Linked DNA regions of Homo sapiens: region 1 is linked to region 2. Evidence: read pairs that join two places in POLR2A ChIA-PET (ENCODE). Cell type or tissue: MCF 10A. All regions are shown on one strand. Links, peaks and the distances in the headings refer to the core of each region. The heading gives the core; the rest is flanking DNA.

Region 1 (2,924 bases), core at 113-2,612, 200 kb after region 2:
TCTCACTCTTCCAGGCTGGAGTGCAGTGACCCAATCTCAGCTCGCTGCAGCCTGTGCCTCCTGGGTTCAAGCGATTCGATTCTCTTGCCTCAGCCTCCCAAGTAGCTGGGGCTACAGGTGCACGCCACCACGCCTGGTGAATTTTTGTATTTTTTGGTAGAGATGGGATTTCCACATGTTGGCCAGGCTGGTCTTGAACTTTGACCTCAAGTGATTGACCTGCTTCGGCCTCCCAAAGTGCTGGGATTACGGGCTGGTGTACAGATTACTTTGTTACTCGGGTAATAAGCATAGTTACCTGACAGGTAGTTTTTCTGATTCTCTTTCTCTTCCCACCCTCCATCCTCTGGTTTGTTGTTCCTTTCTTTGTGTGCATATTTACTCAAAGTTGAGCTCCCAACTGAGAACATGAGGTATTTGGTTTTCTGTTCTTGTGTTAGTTTGCTTAGGATGATGGCCTTTAGCTTCATATATGTTGTCACAAGAACATGATCTCTTTTTTATGGCTGCATAGTATTCCATTGTGTATATGTGCTACTTTTAAAAATGAATTCTACTTTTAATGGACATTTAAGTTGATTCTATGTCTTTGCTATTGTGGATAGTACTGCAGTGAATATACACAGGCCTGTGTCATTATGGTAGAAGGGTTTATATTCTGTATACCCAATAATGGGATTGCTGGGTCAACTGGTAATTCTATTATAAATCTTTGAGAAGTTGCCAAACTGCTTTCCACAATGGCTGAACTAATACAATCCCACCAGCAGTGGATAAGCATTCCCTTTTCTCTACAACCTTGTTATTTTTTGACTTTTTAGTAGCCATGCTGACTGGTATAAGATGGTATCTCATTGTGGTTTTAAGTTGCTTTATTTTTAATGGCTGCATAGCATTTGTGATTGTACCTTAGTTTACTTAACAAATTCTATTGATGGAACCTCATTTGCAGTTTTTGCTATTAGAAACATTTGCTGTCCTCCGTATCCTCTTACAAACTTGTACACACATTTTTTTCACGCATACACATCTGTGAAATAAATTCCCTACAAGTGAAATTGTTCGGGTCATAGAGTATACTTGAATTTTATCAGCTTTTGGCAGATTGCCCTCCATAGAGATTTTTATATACTCTCACCAGTAAGGAATCAGTAAATGAGCATCTGTTTCTTTACCCTTGCCAACTCAGCATTATAAAACTTTTTATCTTTGTCAATCTTGTTAAGTGAAAAATGGGATTACTTTATGGTTTTAATTTGCATTTATTTTCTGTGAAATTGAACATTTTTGTATATTAGCCATTTGTATTTCTTTTTGGAATCTGAGACTGGTGCTTTTTTCATCTTCTCAGGATTTCTACCTAGTTGATAGCTGTTTTTAAGGTGCTATTTTAAAATGCATCTTAGTTTCAGAGAATTTAAATTTGACCAAATATGCGGTATTATAAAATTGATAGAATTAGATGTTTCATCATATGCTTTGCCCATATTTCTATAGTGGATTGGCCTTTTTCTTATAGATTTGTAGGAGCTTATAACAGAATTAGCACCTTGGATATAAGTTGCAATTTTTGCTCAGTTTGTCATACATTTCTTTGCTTTATGACACTTCATGCTACATAGAGACTTGAATTTTGTACACGTATTGAATTAACCACTTTTATGATGTCCAGGTTTTGCATCATACCCTGCCCAGTGTTGGTTTAAATAATTTAATCCATGTATTTTACTATTTTGTTTTTGTTTTAAACATTTAACCAAGCTGGAATTTTACTGGGGAGGGATCATAAGCTTTGAGGTAGGGATTTCTGGTTTTCATTTTATAAAAATGATTTTTTGCCTTTCTTAGGCTTAGTTTGTAATTTTTTGGAATGTTTCATAAAATATATATACATATATATAAATACAAAAATATAAATAAGTAATATATTTGCAGGATGTAATGTTTTACCATGGTTTGTTCAAATCAGAATTAGTGATGTGTTAGGTGTCGTCATCTTGCTGAGATCATAGTTGGCAGTTGGCTTGTAGTTATACTACGCCATCTACATGTGCCTGTTGCAAAAAAATACTTAAGCTAGGTTGATACTGTTCAGTACATGGGGTTTTTGGTATATTTTATTAAGCAGTCACAGTTGAAAAGCTGAACTGTTACTTACTCCAAGGATGTTTTTGCTACTTTAGACATCTTTAGGTAATCTGCTTCTTGTTTAATTTGATTAATTTAGACTAGTGTTTCTTAAACTTTAGCAATCATCAGAATCACTTGAAAACTTGTTAGAGCAGATTGCTATGCCTCACCTTCAAAATTTCTGATTAAGTAGATCTGAGATGAGACTCAAGTTTTGTAGTTCTTACTAGTTCCAAGGTGATGCTAATAAATTTTTAAGAGCATCTCTGCCCTAAAACAGTTGGAAAACACTGTAGATAGTAAGGCACCCAGTAAAGTGTGGAGTTTGGCTATCCTGTGGCACTTTTATTAATTCATCATTGAAACTTCAAACTTAAAATTTTACTATTGTGACTCATTCCTTAGCCTGGATAAATATTTCATTACTACTAAGAAAGTTAGTAAAACTTGACTCTTACATAAAGGAAAATGGACTGTAGTTTTTATCTCCAGTGCCTGATTCTGCCTTTCCTGAGTTCTGTGTCAAGTTAGTTTTTTGTTGTTAAGCAAAGGGTTTCATACATTTAACAGTATAGCAAATCGTCAAGTACTGTTTCTTTTTTTTTTTTTTTTTTTTTAGTGGCTTAAAATTGACAAATTCATTCTCTCACAATTCTGAAGGTCAGAAGTTCAAAAACAGTATGTTGGCAGGTTAGTTCCAACTGGAGGCTCTAAGTGGCAATAGTCTTTCATGATTCTCTCCTAGCTTTTGGTGGTGGCTAACAGTCCTTAGCATTCCTTGGCTTGTAGCTTTG
Region 2 (2,924 bases), core at 184-2,683:
AAATGTACTAAAGGAATGCGATGATCTAGCTAAGAAAATTCCCAAGCAGAGTGTTTAAGATGCCATCTGGCTTCTTCTAATTGCCTATGATAAAATGAAAGTAAAGAGAATAAACAAATAAACTTTAAAAAACCAACTATTTTATTTTCAAGGGAAATTTGAAAGAAATACAAAGGGCTCAAGAGAATATTTTCAGTCAGCAAAGGATTCTTAAAGTAAGAAAGGACCTTAGGGAAAAGATCAAACTCAGGGCTCTTTCGGGAAAATGCCACCAAAGGGTAAAAATAAAGCCAGAGGGGCAACTTTACAACACTTTTTTTATGATTTCAGAAAGATTTAAAATGGTATCTCCTAGACATGGTCTGCTAGATAAAATGTATCTAAAGATCTTAAGATCATGCTTTGTAGTAGATCACCCCTCTTAAATCATAGAGCTTCTAGGCTCTGAAAGATGTTGCAGCCTTATAGAGAATCAAAGATAGAGAAGAGGCTATCCCAAAGACCCTTTGTGGTATTTGTCCAATGAAGGGACTCTAGTAAGATTCATAAAAGCTAACAAATATTTCAAGGGAATTATATTGGCAGAAGCAATATCATCTTGGTCTGAAAGAGACAGAAGCAGCACAAAATGAAAGTGGTTCTGATCCACAACCTTCTGTGGGAAGGAAGCCAAATGAGAGAGCCACCCCGCCGCACTCACAGGCTGCTTATTATTAAAAGGGAAGGACGACTCAGAGGGAAAAACCAGGAGCCCAGATGGAGGAGCTGAGAACCTAGAGGAGGAATTCCCTAGCACAATCAGTACAAATCAGTACTGATGAACAATCCCCTAGTACAATTAGTACAAATCAGTATTAGTACAATCCACAGTACTGGATGACATGAACAAAGAACTGGTGACAGGTACCCAGTTGAATTTCAAGTTTCTCTGGACTAGTGACTGCTCTGTGCTTGCCATCCCTTCCTTTTGGAATAGGAGTGTCTATTTTATTTATTCTAACCCTTGATCTCTTTAGTCCTGAGGTCTTCAGAAACTTGAGCAGATGAATTTACACCTGGACCTGACTGAGATGATGTGATCCTGAACGTCCAGCCTGAGTCTGATGCTGTAATAGTTGAGCCTTTGGGAGATCTTGATAAGGGAGAGAGTATGTTGCATGTGGGAGGTATGCAAATAAGACTGTAGCAATTTTAAAACATGTCTGTAATTCCTCTGACATTCCTCCCATTGATGGGTGGAGTGTGTATCCCCTCCCCTTGAGTTTGGGCCAGCATTAATGTCTCACTTTTAACCAGAAGAATACAGGAGACATGACACAGCATAACTTTCAAGATCAGATTAGAAAAAGCTACGAAGCTTACACCTGGTGTTCTTGGGATTTTACCTCTGGGAGAAACAAAAACCCTGTAAAGAAATCTGATTATCCTGAGGCTGCTATGCTGGAGAGGCTGCTATGCTGGAGAGGCTGCGTGTAGGTGCTCTGGCTGACAGCCCAGCTAAGCTTTCAGCTGAAACCAACTGCCTGTCATGTGAGTGATCCATCTCGGATGACAAGCCTAGTCATGCCATTGGAGGACTACAGCCCCAACAGAGATCTGAATGCAGTCCACGACAGACTCCAAGTAAGAACTTCCCAACCTTTTTGAATTTCTGACTCATAAAACTGTGAGCAAATGGACCATCCTGGCTAACACAGTGAAACCCCATCTCCACTAAAAATACTAAAAATTAGCCGGGCATGGTGGCGGGCACCTGTAGTCCCAGCTACTCGGGAGGCTGAGTCAGGAGAATGGCATGAACCCGGGAGGCAGAGCTTGAGCACTCCAGCCTGGGCGACAGAGTGAGACTCCGTCTCCAAAGAAAAAAAAATGTGAGCAAATGAACATGACTGGTTTAAACTGCTATTTTTTATTGTTTTTGTTTTGAGACAGCATCTCATTAGGGTCTCATTCTGTTAGCCAGGCTGGAGTGTAGGGGTGCAATCACGGCTCACTGCAGCCTCGTCCTCCCCAAGCTCAGGTGGTCCTCCCACCTCTACCTCCCAAGTAGCTGGGACTGCAGTCACATGCCACCATGCCTGGCTAATTGTTGTATTTTTTTTTGTAAAGAGGGGGTTTTGCCATGTTGCCTACAGTGGTCTCAAACTCCTAGGCCTGAGTGATCTTCCCATCTTGGCTGCCCAAAGTGCTGGGATTACAGGCATGACCCACATTGCCCGGCCTAAACCGCTACGTTTTCAAGTAATTTTGATATGCCCCAATTATAACTAGATTATATTGTTACATAAATATCCTTTGAATTACATAGCTGCTTTCTGTTTTTTTCTTCTTCTTCAATATAGGTAATGAAAACAATCATCTTCCTTGTTTTCCTTCGTTTGGATTATTTCCTTAGAATAACTTTCCAAAGAAGAACAATCAAGTGACAGAGGATGAATATTTTCATAATTTCTAATTCATACTGCCAAATTACTTTCCTAAAAGATAGTACCAATTTGCCACCAGCAACTTATGATATAGAAGTTTTATTGTAACTTCACCAGATTGGGTGTTGTCATCTTAAAGCATATTTAAAAGCATCATAAATTCAAAAGCTGTTCTGGTGGACCTGGTGTGAAATTTCAGTACTCTGATCTTAGGAGGGAATTTACACTCGTTGTAGCCATAGAATCCTCTCCTGCTCAGTCTAACTCAGCCCTTTACTATCTAGTTAGTGCTTTTTTTTTTTTTTTCTCAATAAAATTCTTCTACTGTGTTCTCAGCCTCCTTCTGGAAAGTTGGCCCAGGAGAACATTTGTAGCCTGAGCTAGATCTACTCCTCTGCATTGCTTACATGTATGTCAAAAATAGCCCTGAACTATGCTGACATTCTGGTCTATGTCCAGCTTGATACCAAGTTATCATTGATTGAGAGTTAAGCATGA

Evidence for each region. Peaks named below come from ENCODE experiments on the same cell type or tissue, not always from the same donor. Only the 100,000 strongest peaks of a DNase experiment are listed, where the experiment ranks them.
Region 1: POLR2A ChIA-PET joins it to region 2 with 5 read pairs; 2 of 35 experiments call an interaction of 5 or more read pairs at or near these places.

Annotation. Positions count from the first base shown.
Region 1 is chr4:24,559,199-24,562,122 of GRCh38, reverse strand. All of the region lies in intron 3 of DHX15 (DEAH-box helicase 15), which reads left to right. Among named protein-coding and RNA genes, the nearest start is that of DHX15, 24 kb to the left of the region's middle. In MCF 10A, for the core only: no CTCF peak of the experiment used is centred there; no DNase peak of the experiment used is centred there.
Region 2 is chr4:24,762,421-24,765,344 of GRCh38, reverse strand. It overlaps LOC124900683 (a long non-coding RNA gene), which reads left to right. Exons shown (of 3, transcript XR_007058079.1): 2 at 1-1,623; 3 at 2,343-2,924. Among named protein-coding and RNA genes, the nearest start is that of SOD3, 32 kb to the left of the region's middle. In MCF 10A, for the core only: no CTCF peak of the experiment used is centred there; a DNase peak (open chromatin) is centred at 1,544.